3 separate regions of the Homo sapiens genome follow, and regions 2 and 3 are each linked to region 1. The links are chromatin contacts, found by Hi-C or POLR2A ChIA-PET in ENCODE. All regions are on one chromosome and are shown on one strand. Each heading gives the region's core, a stretch centred on a gene start or an enhancer-like site at or near the end of the contact. The rest is flanking DNA. Distances are from core to core; before and after follow the strand shown. Region 1 holds the start of MOV10 (Mov10 RNA helicase). Region 2 holds the start of LRIG2-DT (LRIG2 divergent transcript). Region 3 holds the start of LINC02884 (long intergenic non-protein coding RNA 2884).

Region 1 (4,185 bases), core at 1,170-3,669:
GACTTTTTTAAAAAATTCTTAACCCCTTAACTATCTAAAGGCCTTGGTTACTTGTATAGTCGGGAGGAAGTCAACCCTCCTTAACCAAGTCTGCCAGAGACACTCCCTCTCCCCCTTCCGCCCCCTTCTTAACCTCCCTTAGCAGAATATTTGCTTGAATTGTATCTATTTTATCACCACAAGCTGCTGAAATCAGCCTGTTGTACGCTATGGCAAAGATTTCCCAGCCATCTGGAAAAGGGTTTTTTGTGAGGCTTCCCTCCTATATTTTGGTTTGAAATGACACTGCTGAAGACTTTTTTCATCTGAGCCTCAGTGGTTATCCCTCTATTGCTTGCCTAGTTCCAGTGCCTGTTCTCTTTTATAGTCTAAGACTTCGGTGCTGGACTCATCTAGGTTCATGGGATGCTTGGCAAACTTGGCATATTCTCTTCAAACTCAAAGAATGATAAATATTTGAATGCCAACTTGTGAATTTACAATTTTCTATAAAACTACCAAGTAAACCAAATGCTGGTGACCATTGTCTCGTTTTTCAGCTACCTACTATGTGAAAAATCAAAGGAAGATTGGTAAATATGAACAAAGCTGGATTGTCCTGTAGTTTAAGTTGAGCTAACTTAAATTTCTTCTTTGAACAGATAGGGTATATATAAATGCACAGAGTATATATAAGCTCTCTGAGCACAGAAACAAATCTCACATCTGACGGCCAGAGGTCACTCTCCTCACCATCTTGGTTTTGGTGGGGTTTAGCCAGCTTCTTTACTGCAGCCTGTTTTATCAGCAAGGTCTTTATGACATGTATCTTGTGCTGACCTCCTGTCTTATCCTGTGACTTAGAATGCCTAACCTCCTGGGAATGCAGTCCAATAGGTCTCAGTCTCATTTTACCCAGTCCCTGTTGAAGATGGAGTTGCTCTGATTCAAAGAGCTCTGACAATAACAATTAGAACCCCATGTGAAGTAGATTTTTCTGGATGAAATTGTTTAGAGAAGTTCCATTGTAAACAAAGCCACATAGCATCACACTTTTTACCCAAGGTTTTACTATACTGCAGACTTTTGTGTACGTTTTGAGAACATCCAAGACATAAACCTGACCAGAGAAGAAGGGAGATTGTATCCAAGAATAATAGGGATTTAGATTTGCTGGTCAGAATGGAGCCAGACATTCAGTTTGAGTACGGTTGATGGTACGTTTTTGAGATGGTAAGTAACAAGGCAATTTTTAAGAGTTCACCCTCTCTATTCTTCTGGAACCTCATCAGGACATTGAGGGAGAAAAAAGGTAAAATCTTTGGCTGCTTTTCTAGTTTTTTCTTCTACTTTGCATAATAAGTTTGTAAGATGTTTTCCTCTGCCCTATTTTACCCATCCCCGTAGCTTTGGTTCCCACTGACATTGCATTTCCTGTTGCTAAAGCCTGTTATTCCTGGCTTCATTTGGTTGTTGGCCTGAGAGAAGGTACCGGGTAGCCCAGCTGGAGTATGACCTGGGTTCTGGACTTTCTTCAATTCCGTAGATTGAGTGTGTGGCCTCCTGCTGGTAGCTACTATGGAGAACAACACTAGCTTTGATTTATTTGAAAGTGATGTATTTGATTTAAAACTTTGTAGTGTAACTTAGCTTGTCCCATTCTAGTGTGTGTGTCATTTCATTCTGCGGGAAAAAAATAGATACAAAGGTTTGTTATTGTAGCCCCACCCCCTTAAATTTGTCTATACAGTCTTCTGAAGCACACTGCCCTTTTAGTTCTCTTCTTGGTACTGATGCTGTCACTATTAACCACTTATTATTGCCTAACACAACAGTCCCTTACGCTCAAGATGCTAGTATTTTGATGAATATAAGGGTCCACCTTATATACCAGTAAAAATTAAAGAGCAATACAGACTGGAATGCAACGAAGCGCCCAAATATGTGGCTCAGGGGTAAGGGTCGGTCACCAGCCTTTCCACATAAGCCGATGTGGCAGAGAAAAGCAATTACTGTGTATCCTGGCAGAGCCCCTTGTCCCTCCCTCCCACACGTACACACCTTTATCTCAGAGACACTGGGTTCTTTTCCCCAAACTTCTTTGACCCTTATGCCAACTACGTGCGTCTGAAAGCCCGAGAAGGGAAAATGGGGGAGGGGGCGTGTCGCCCCGAGTTTACGTCCCTGGAAGGCTGGGGGAGGCGCTGGATGAGCTTCCCCATTCCGGCCGCAGCCGACCTAGATCCCAGCCCTGCCCTTTGCTCTCCTGCTTTTCACTGAGTCCCGAGGCTCTGGAGGGTGGGCGTGAGGGTAGCCCTGGCTGAGGCTCGGAGGTCCTCCCGGGCTGTTCAGAGGGCCCCAAGCGGTAGCCACGTTCTGATACTGGCTAGAAGCCAGGGGAGGGAGCTTGGGGTAAGGGGAGGGCCCTGAGGGAGGGGTCAGACGCTTTAGGAAAGAGTTAATGCGAAGAGGGGGAGGGGATAGGACGAAGAAACCGAAGGGAAAGCTCAGGTAAGAAAAGAACGGAGGAGGGAAGCCTGGTGGGGAGAAGGGAGCCCGCAGGATCAGGGGTCAGAGTTAGGGGGCTTCCCTCCTGCTGCACCCTCATCTCAGGGCCGCCAACTTCCAGCTGCAGCGGCGACTTTCAGTTTCATTTCCACGGACCCTCCTGCCTGGGCCGCAGCCGCCGCCGCGATGCCCAGTAAGTTCAGCTGCCGGCAGCTCCGGGAGGCGGGCCAGTGTTTCGAGAGTTTCCTGGTCGTTCGGGGACTGGACATGGAGACAGATCGCGAGCGGCTGCGGACCATTTATAACCGCGACTTCAAGATCAGGTACGGGCCGGCCCACTCCCGGCCCCGAATCGCGGGCCCAGCTTGCTGCCACGACCCCCGCGCGAGGGCCACCTTTCCCGCCCCGGGGCGCAGAGGGACGCAGCTCCCCCAGCGGCTCAGGCCAGTCCCGGGGCGGCGCAGACCTCCCCTCCCGCGCCTCGCCCACGCCCCACCAGCGCCGCCCGGAGCCCGCCAGTTCTGCCCGAGCTGGGCCCCTGCGCCAAGTCGCCGCGGAGAGCCTCCCGCGCTGCCCGCGCCCCCGGAGGCCGGAACCCGGGGCCGGGAGCTGCGTCCCGCGTCCATGCGCCGCTCGCGGGGGCTGAGGGACAGCGCTCGCGGTGGGGGAGGGGAGCCTCCAGAGGGGGCCCAGGCATCGCGGGAGCGCGGGTTAGAGGCTGCCTGTTGGGGGCTGCGAGCCCGAGCGCGGGCTTTACAGGGACCTCTGCCACCTTGTTGAGGCGCTGCTGCCTCGGGGGTCCGCTATCTGGGAGAACTGAAGAGGCCCAGGGTAGAAGGGAGAAGCTCAGGAAGCTCTGGAAAGAAGAAAAGGGCACAAACTACGTGCGTACCAAACCTCCATTAGCACCTGTGGCTTCTCCATGGAGACCCAGGGGCAGAGCCAGCCTTCTGGAGGCTCCCTTTCACCCTGTGGCTGAAGGCTCTTTGGTCTCCTTTTCCTGCTACCACCCAAGTGAAAATCAAAGAGTCTTCTGTCACACCACAGAATTGTGCTTCAAAAACACGTTTATCAACAGGCTGCTGCCTTGCGTGGAAAACCAAGAAGCAGTTTAACAAGGGTAAACGTAAAGACTTGTACAAATAAACATAAGGTAGTGGGAATCTGGGCTTAATAACAGACCTCCCGAAAAAGACCTTGGGTTTTAGCAGACCAGAGGGCCAGTATGGGTGAGATATGGCTGCTAAAACAGCTGAAGTCTAAGATTGAGCTAACAGAAGTGTGATTTGGGGTGGGGGAAAAGGGTAGAGACTCTCCATATTGGTGAAATCGTGTCTGGAATATCGTTTTCACTAATGGTTATCACATTTGGAGAGGGATATTAACAGGCTTGAACAACATCTGAGAAGGGGCAAAGATGATGAGGCCCTGTTTTATGTCACCATGCTGGACACTATGGGGACTCTTAAGATGAAAAACACACAATCCCAGAGGAGCATCAGAGGCTATGATATGCATGCAATATACATGTACACAATATAGGATAGTACATGGTAAAATGGAGGATTATACTAGGGATGGTAAGAGAAAAATGCTGGAGGAAAGAGCGAGCATTTGCATCACATGGTATCAACACTTAAGGTATGTGAATTCACCTATATCCACAGAGTACAACATGGCTAGGAAACAAGTCACCTA
Region 2 (4,185 bases), core at 823-3,322, 400 kb after region 1:
GAGACCTTTGTTCACTTGTTTATCTGCTGACCTTCCCTCCACTATTGTCCCATGACCCTGCCAAATCCCCCTCTGTGAGAAACACCCAAGAATTATCAATAAAAAAATAAATTAAAAAAAAAAAAAAAAAACACATATTTGCGGCTGGGTGTGGTGGCTCATGCTTGAAATCCCAGCACTCTGGGAGGCCGAGGCGGGCGGATCACCTAAGGTTGGGAGTTCGAGACCAGCCTGACCAACATGGAGAAACCCCATCTCTACTAAAACTACAAAATTAGCTGGGCGTGGTGGCGCATGACTGTAATCCCAGCTACTCAGGAGGCTGAGGCAGGAGAATCGCTTGAATCCAGGAGGCGGAGGTTGCGGTGAGCCGAGATTGTGCCATTGCACTCCAGCCTGGGCAACAATAATGAAATTTTGTCTCAAAAAAAAAACAAAAAAAACAAAAAAAACAAAAAAAACGTGTATTTGTGGCCAGTCACAGTGGCTCATGCCTGTAATCCCAGCACTTTGAGAGCCCGAGGTGGGTGGATCACCTGAGGTCAGGAGTTCGAGACCAGCCTGGCCAAAAAGGCAAAACCCCGTCTCTACTAAAAATACAAAAATTAGCCGGGCATGGTGGTGCACACCTGTAGTCCCAGCTACTAGGCAGGCTGAGGCAGGAGAATCGCTTGAATACGGCAGGCAGAGATTGCAGTGAGCCACTTACTGCGGAGGATACAGGTTAGAGAGCATTAATTTCTAATGGCCCCATTTGGTATAGTTTCATAGGAAAGCTCTGAAACTATAATGTAGAAAGGAACTAAACTGCCTCCTTTTTTTTTTTGTAAGGTTCCTGCCTATGCCGGATTTCTTACCAGAGTTTGTTAAGTCTGCTCAACAGCTAAGGGAAGAAGGCTAAGAGTAAGTTTCATTCCGCTGTCTTGGCTTTAAAAGTTTGGTTTGGACTGTAGCATTGGATATGGCCTTGTTTCCAATATATACTTCAATATTAAAAAAAAAAAACAGAAAAAGGTTTTTAAAAACATAATTATGACTCCATAATCTGCCATGGGAAAGATTGCTTTCAGTTACTTTCTATGAGAACCCTAACCTAGGCATTATCATTCTTTTTAACCTGCTCAGATTTTCAATTTATGTCAGAAAACCCATGTTAATGTCGAACCTGCCCCTGCCTCAAGAGTAACTTGGTTTAACCTCTTGGGGCTTGTTGCATCATCAGCAATAATTGTCTTGCCAATGTCACAGTCACTGAAGGAGCAAACAAGATAACAGATGCAAACGCCCTTTGAAAAGTTCACTACGTATAAGTGAACCATCACTATTATTCTCAAAGTCTTATTTACAACCTTGGATGGCTGAATGAGCATAAGATGGCCAGACTTCACTGTTCCTAGTAAGTTTTCCATAGCCTCTGCTTTAGGAGAAATAAATTTCCTCACATCCAGTCTTTGCTTTGTTGACTGCTCAACACCCTCTTGTCTCGCTTGCTTTTCTGAGAGTGACCTTGACAGCATCCCTCCAAAGAGAAGGGTATTTCCTTTATATAGACATGCAGGTGCAGTCCCACCAAAATTTATTGAACTCCAAGCTAGAACAAAAGGTGGAGGTGCACCGATGAAGAAACAGGGCCTCTGCCTTCAGGAGCTTACAAGGCCATTAACAGAGAGTGATATTGATCTTATGCAAATGGCAGTTGCCGCCTACTTGCAGAAGAGCAGGGGCTACAGCCAAGCAGCAGGGGGCAGAAGAGGCTCGAGCTCGGCTCTGGAGGCCGATCTGGCCAAAGCCAGGATAGAAGCTCCCGTGACCCATTCGTGTGTGCGACTTGGAAGGCAGCCCTTCTGCCACTCCCCTTTCTTAAAGCCCAGAGCAAATAAAAGATCCTTTTCTACTACAGTAGATATACCTGTAGTCAGGACTTTGAACTCACAGCTATTCGCCGCACCATTCCCTCTTAAGGAACTACTGCGCCCTCCAGCGGAAGAACAGCGGCGGAACTCCACAGCGGCAGCTAAAATCCCTGAACGCTTTAAAGTCCTTCTCCTCAAGATACTCGGCTGCGTCTGGCCCCGCCCCTCACTGAGTTCCGCCCCGGGCGCAACCTCATCTTATGGCACCGATTGGCTGGCCCCTGTGCGTGAGGACGTTGCGCCGTGGGGAGGGGCGGACGAGAGGTGTCCGTCAGGCCGTGTGTCCCAGGCCGTCGACCCCGCTGTCGCGCTGCGTCTGCTCCTTGCATGCCTTTAGATGGTACAGCCTTCAGCCGGGGCTTCGGGAGACAGTGCAGCCACCGAGCATCTCTGCTGAGCTTCTCCGCCGATCCTCCTTTTCTAGCAGGCAGCTCTTCTAGGCCACGTCCAGGTCGAGGGGGAAAATGGCGCCGGCGCCCCTAGGCGTCCCGGAGGAGCAGTTGCTGGGGTGTCGATCTAGAGTGCTTTCTCGGTTACTCTTCATTGCCCAGACCGCTCTCCTCCTGTTGCCCGCCGCCGGAGCAGGTCTCTGCCCCGCGCCCTGCTCCTGCCGCATTCCTCTCCTGGACTGCAGTCGCAGGAAATTGCCCGCACCGAGCTGGAGGGCGCTGTCGGGCTTGCTGCCCCCCGACACCGCTATCCTGTGAGTAGAGCGGCCAGGCAGAGTGACCAAAAGGAGGGGGAGCCTTCCCTCTACAGGGGGCAGGCAGGAGGGAGACAGGCCTGGTCGGAGGGTGTGGTCGAGAGCCTAAGCTCTGAAGGAAACTGCCGTCAGGATTTTATGAACTTTGTTTTAGGTGGTGGGAGCCTAAAAAAGCCGGTGTTAAGGTTTCTGGAGAATTGTATGAAGACGAGGGTTAAGATTCTTGGGGCCAAGGAGTCTGTGATTTCCTCAACTGGGGAGGAAATGGGGCGGGCATATTTAATGGTAAGGACTCACGGGTCCTGGGCACCAGCATTGACTTTGGATGGTTGGTGGGGCGGGGGGTGGGTTGAGCACGGAACAGTGCTTTCTGCTTATCTTGAGCTGCATGATTTGGTGTGTACCTCAGACTTAGTGGTCCTCAGGCACGTGATTTTATAATCACAATCGCCAAAGACCTATGAACTGTCTTTAGTCCTTAGTTCGCATGTTGGCTGATTTTGTGCTGCAGTTTTGATACTTAACAGGGTTGAAAAGTTCATTATGATGAATCAGGAGATCCTGTAATTCAGAATATCTTTGTAAGTAGCATTCTTGATCTAATTTAAACTTCACTGTAAAGAGGAGGAGTATTTTTTGCAGAACCATTTGATGCTTTGTTTTCAGCGCATCTTCTTGTGGCAAAGAACCCAAAAATCAGTTCTGCTTATTTATGTAGGTAAAGCAGGTACAACGGTTGAATGAATTCTGGAGTTTCCACTGTTGAGTTTTCACTTTGACAGGTCTTTATTAGACAGTGGAACTTGGAGGGCTCCTTAGTCTGAGTCAGCCTGGTGGTATTAGGAACAACAGCAGGTATTAAATGCTGCAATTATGGGGCTTCTTAACCACTAACATACAGTTATTTCTCGTCACTAACTGAGCAGCACGTTTATTAACTGACAGATTTCTGATGGAGTCGTTAAGAAAGAGTCATCAATGGGCCAGGCGCGGTGGCTCACGCCTGTAATCCCAGCACTTTGGGAGGCCGAGGCGGGCCGATCACGAGGTCAAGAGATCGAGACCATCCTGGCCAACATGGTGAAACCCCGTCTCTACTAAAAATACAAAAAAATTAGCTGGGTGTGGTGGTGTGCGCCTGTAGTCCCAGCTACTCGGGAGGCTGAGGCAGGAGAATCGCTTGAACCCGGGAGGTGGAGGTTGCAGTGAGCTGAGATCACGCCACTGCACTCCAGCCTGAAAACAGAGCGAGACTCCGTCTGGGGGGAGGGAGGGTCGGGGAGGAAGAGGGGCCGGGTGCGGTGGCTCACGCTTGTAATCCCAGCACTCTGGGAGGCTGAGGCGGGCTGATCACCTAAGGTTGGGAGTTCGAGACCAACCTGACCAACATGGAGAAACCCCATCTCTACTAAAAATGCAAAGTTAGCTGGGTGTGGTGGCGCGTGCCTGTAATACTAGCTACACCCTGAGGCAGGAGAATCACTTGAACCCGGGAGGGCGAGGTTGGAGTGAGCCGAGATCGTGCCATTGCACTCCAGCCTGGGCAACAAGAGTGAAACTCTGTCTCAA
Region 3 (4,185 bases), core at 685-3,184, 310 kb before region 1:
ACACTAACTATCCTCAAAACACATGAAAACTACTCAAGAGACATTTCACTTGCGGGCACATGAACTTACTACCAATTGAGAGTCTCAGCGCTGAGGTTGTGCAGTGAAGGAGCATGTCAAATGGTGGGAATTAATCAAGAAATCCTTTCAGGAGGAAGGACAACTTCAACACAGGTTAAAAGAGAAGAGACAGGATAGCACTGCCTGCAGCTGTGCATGTCCTAGCGTGTGTCCCCATTATGCTAGACCCACAGCCAAGAGGAGCCAAGCAACCCCACAGAATTACCAGCAAGCCGCCAGCAGATGGAGCCAGCCACCTCCACACACTGCTGTTCAAGGCACCAGCACCCTCTAAATGGACCGGCACCCAGCCCACGTCCAGTCAGGAGCAGGACTGAGAGAGATCAAGGAAGAGTCACCCTTCACGCCCCTGTGGAGATGATAAGGGTGCTTTCCTGCCCCAGTGTGAGGGGAGAGGGAATCCAGACTCTCCCTGATGCCTCAGAGGCACAGCTCACTGTCAGAGTCCTTGCCATCCTGGAAGCCTAGGACTGCAGCCCAGTGCCCTTGTTGTTCACCTACCCCACTGTGGGAAGGAAAAGCAGGATGCCTGATGAACTTACTTTGAGGGCTGGGACTGCACTTGAATGTAGAGACTGGTATCCATCTGAGTCTGGGAGATTCTGAAAGCAAGAGGCCCACTACAGTAGCCCATCCGGCAGGGCTCGAAGGACCCTGGGGCAGCATGACTGGGAAGAAGATGGGGGCAGCTCTCCCTTCCCAGGTCTGTGGGGCCCTTGAAGGATTATGGGAGAGGATTCCTGCAGGCCCTGTGGCTCTGCATGGAGATGCACGGAAGTCAGTGGAAGGGCAGGAGCTGAGGGTTTGCCCAGGTACCCATGGCCAAGTCAACAAAGGGTCGTTGGGCACCTGTACCACTGTTGAGGCTAAAGAGAGGTGCATCTGTGTGAGGGAAGGAGGGGGAAAGGGTGGTGTTCAGTGATGGAGGAGGGTGGGGTGAGATCTTCAGCATCTAACAGAGCCACAAAGAACAGGAAGGGGAAAAGGACACTCCTGTAAAGAGGTCTCTTACTCTCCATCCCTCCTCTCTGCCCAAATACAGATGCTGAGGCCTCAAAGAGGGAGGAGGTGAGGCATCTTCAAGCCAGGCCCTACTTCCCCTCCACTGCTCCAAACAACCAGGACCCAACTCTCACTTGTGCTGGAGGGAAGGGGAGAGAAGAGCTCTGAATCGAGTTTGCAATGAAAGTTTTAAAAATATAAGAGGCTGAGTCTTAATTACTGGAATGAGACTGTTATAGTAACCGAAAGTGGCTGAAAAGTTATGGAACCAGACCAAGATGTCGTTAAGGGAGCGGCTCCTCAGCAGGAAAGAGAGATCTGGCACAGCACAGCCAGGGCAGTTACTGGAAGAAATAAAATCTTTTCATGTTTATACCCCAACGAGTTGAGACTCCCCAGTGAATCAGGCACACAGGAAGTACCTGGGCCTTGGACACCAGTGTCCCTGTGGTCAGAGTACCCCATGAAGGATGATGTCACGCGGAGCACAACCTCCTCTTCCCATTCAGGTGCTGTCTCACCTCCCAGGGCAAGAGAAGCAGGAGGAATTTGTCCTCCAGCTTTAATGAGGCACTTAGAAAGAGGAACAGGATGGTTTCTTCTTACCGGAATCCTCGATGGAATGCAGGCGCAGGCAGCTGAAAGAGATGGTGCAATTTGCATACTTCTGGTGGATTCCAGGAAGCATCAGCCCCATTTCACCCTAACAGCCAGTGGACTCTGCCTGGGAGGGCCAACAGCCAAAGAGAGCTTTCAGTCTCCAGGCTGAGAAAGTCAGGAGAGGAACAAGTCAGGGGACACCACCAGCCCTGGGACAGCGTGGCAGCATATCCAGAAGATCAGGAAACTGCCGCAGAGGCTTGGTCCCCTACTGGAAATTGAAAGAAAATGAAGTTTAGAAAGAGCAGGGTGGGAACTGGTTTGCAGAACAGAATGTTCCCTTGGCTTATTTTCATCTGGGGGAAAGGGAAGAACTAATACTTATTGAATGCCTGTGCTGTATCAGGCACTATGTTCATTCTTGTCTTATTTAATCCTCCCACAACCCTGTAAGGAAAGCATTTTCTCCATTTTACAGATGAAAAAACTGAGGCAGAGTGGTTGCCTAAGGTCACATGTTGTTGGAATTTGAACTTCATGTTTGTCTGTGTGGTAGACAGACACAGAGATGCCATGCTTACATTGCCCCTTCAATAAAGGACTCACTCCCCTGCTACCAAGAATGTTGGTTTTATTTGCCCCCAGCAATTAGTTCCTTCAAGGACCACCTGAGTTTTTAAGCCACAGTCACTCTCTTCTTAAGGCAGCCCCTAGCCAATGGCTGAGCAAGGTGGTAGTACAAAGGCCCATCCCTCTTCTACCAATGCGGAACTCCTCTAACAAGCAATTTTTGCTCAGAGCACCCTGTTAGACTGGCAGAGGCTTTGTCAAGTCTGCATCAGAAGCCAAGAGCTCCTCCTGGCCAAACTGCTTCCTCCCTTTTCCACTCACAGGTGATCCTCCCCTTTGCACTTCTACCTCTGTTGCAGCATCTAGTTCCAGAGAACCCAGTGGAGACTCCTAACAGCCTGACTGCAAAGCTTTCCCTTTTTCTGACACTTTATCTTCATTTTCACTTGTCCTTAGGTAACATTGCTGCAGTGCAGAGAGTGAGCTCCTTCTTGGTAGCAGGGGCTTCACCCCTTCCAGAAGAAAGCTACTGAAGGTTTAGTGATTAAGGCAGTTTCCAAAGAGTTAGTTATCCTTGATGATTATGTGCTCAATGCTCAAAGGCAGTTGCTAACATTCAGACTTTGAGGTCTAAAGTCCAAGTAAAGAGTCTACCCCCACCTTCTCCCTCTCCCTGACGTCAATTCCACCCCCTTAAATTGCTACAACATGGAATTAAGATATATAGTTTTATTATTTGTTGTGCTTAATGGAAAAGCTTTAGGATTTCTGAGTTTAATTTAAAAAGCAGATGGTCATAAGCAACAAAAGAAACAAATATATAAATTGGACTTCATCAAAACTAAAAATTTTGTGCTTCAAAGTACACTATCAAGAAAGTGAAAAAATAAGCCAGCACCCATAATCCCAGCTACTCAGGAGGCTGAGGCAGAAGGATCACTTGAGCCCAGGAGTTCAAGGCCAGCCTAGGCAACACAGAAAGACCCCATCTCTAAAATAATAATAATAACAAAGAAAGTAAAAAGACAAGCCAATTAAATAAGGGCAAAGAATTTGAATAAACATTTTTTCAAATAAAATATACACATAGCCAACGTGCACATGAAAAGTTGTTCAACATCATCAGTCATTAGGGTAATGCAAATCAAAACCAGAATGACACATCACTTTATATCCACTAGCATGGCTATAATTTTTTAAATGGACAATAACAAGTGTTGAAAAGAATGTGGAGAAATCGGAACTCTCATGCATTGTTGGTAAAACTGTAAAACAGTATGGCTGCCTTGGGAAACAGTTTGGCAATTCCTCAAAAAGTTAAATAAAGAGTTACCATATGACCCAACAATTCCACTCCTAGGTATATATCCAAGAAAATTGAAAACTTGTGTCCACATAAAAACTCATACTCAAATGTTCATAGAAGCATCATTCATAATTTCCAAAAAGTAGAAAGAACCCAAATGTTCATCAATTGATGAATGGATAAACCAAATGAAGTATATCCACACAATGGAATATTATTCAGCCACAAAGAATGAAGTACTGATACATGCCACAACATGGATGAACCTTGAAAACATTATGCTAAATAAAGAAGTCAGATATTAAAGCCCACATATTGTATGATACCTCTTATGTTAAATTTGCCAGAATAGGCAAATCCATAGAAACAGAAAGTAGACTAGTGGTTGCCTGGGGCTGGGAGGAGGGAAAAATGGAGAGTGACCGCTTAATGGGTATAAGGTTTATTTTAGGGTGGAATTAGATAGTGATGATGGTTTCACGACTTTGTGAATATAATAAAAATCACTGAAATGTGCAACTTTAAAGGGTAAATTTTATGATATGTGAGTTATATCTCAATAAAAACATTTTTAAGCTGCTGAGTTGAATATTTTACATTTCCCTAAGGAGACAAAACCACTTCAA

What was found. Hi-C counts contacts between places; a loop is a spot of excess contacts on that map. ChIA-PET counts read pairs that join two places held with the same protein, here RNA polymerase II (POLR2A). Pooled maps may share reads with other maps.
Region 2: a pooled map shows a loop between it and region 1 (9-fold over the local background). The contact joins the promoter of LRIG2-DT here to the promoter of MOV10 in region 1. A Hi-C loop is called at or near these places in 9 of 50 pooled maps. POLR2A ChIA-PET finds 5 or more read pairs at or near these places in 5 of 52 experiments (CD4-positive, alpha-beta T cell, H1, HEK293T and 2 more).
Region 3: a loop to region 1 is called in a pooled map, with 7 times the contacts of the local background. The contact joins the promoter of LINC02884 here to the promoter of MOV10 in region 1. A Hi-C loop is called at or near these places in 4 of 50 pooled maps. POLR2A ChIA-PET finds 5 or more read pairs at or near these places in 4 of 52 experiments (A549, AG04450, activated CD4-positive, alpha-beta T cell and 1 more).

The regions. Positions count from the first base shown.
Region 1 is chr1:112,672,240-112,676,424 of GRCh38, forward strand. It overlaps MOV10 (Mov10 RNA helicase), which reads left to right and starts at 2,420. Exons shown (of 21, transcript NM_001321324.2): 1 at 2,420-2,490; 2 at 2,609-2,810. The coding sequence starts at 2,674. RefSeq lists a silencer at 2,821-3,220.
Region 2 is chr1:113,071,030-113,075,214 of GRCh38, forward strand. It overlaps LRIG2-DT (LRIG2 divergent transcript), which reads right to left and starts at 2,073. Exons shown (of 3, transcript NR_103777.1): 1 at 1,910-2,073. LRIG2 (leucine rich repeats and immunoglobulin like domains 2) reads left to right here and starts at 2,169. Exons shown (of 18, transcript NM_014813.3): 1 at 2,169-2,616. The coding sequence starts at 2,378. RefSeq lists enhancers at 1,640-1,889, 1,948-2,481, 2,140-2,449, 2,482-3,013, 2,630-2,689 and 1 more.
Region 3 is chr1:112,358,673-112,362,857 of GRCh38, forward strand. LINC02884 (long intergenic non-protein coding RNA 2884) reads right to left here and starts at 1,935. Exons shown (of 2, transcript NR_183466.1): 1 at 1,690-1,935.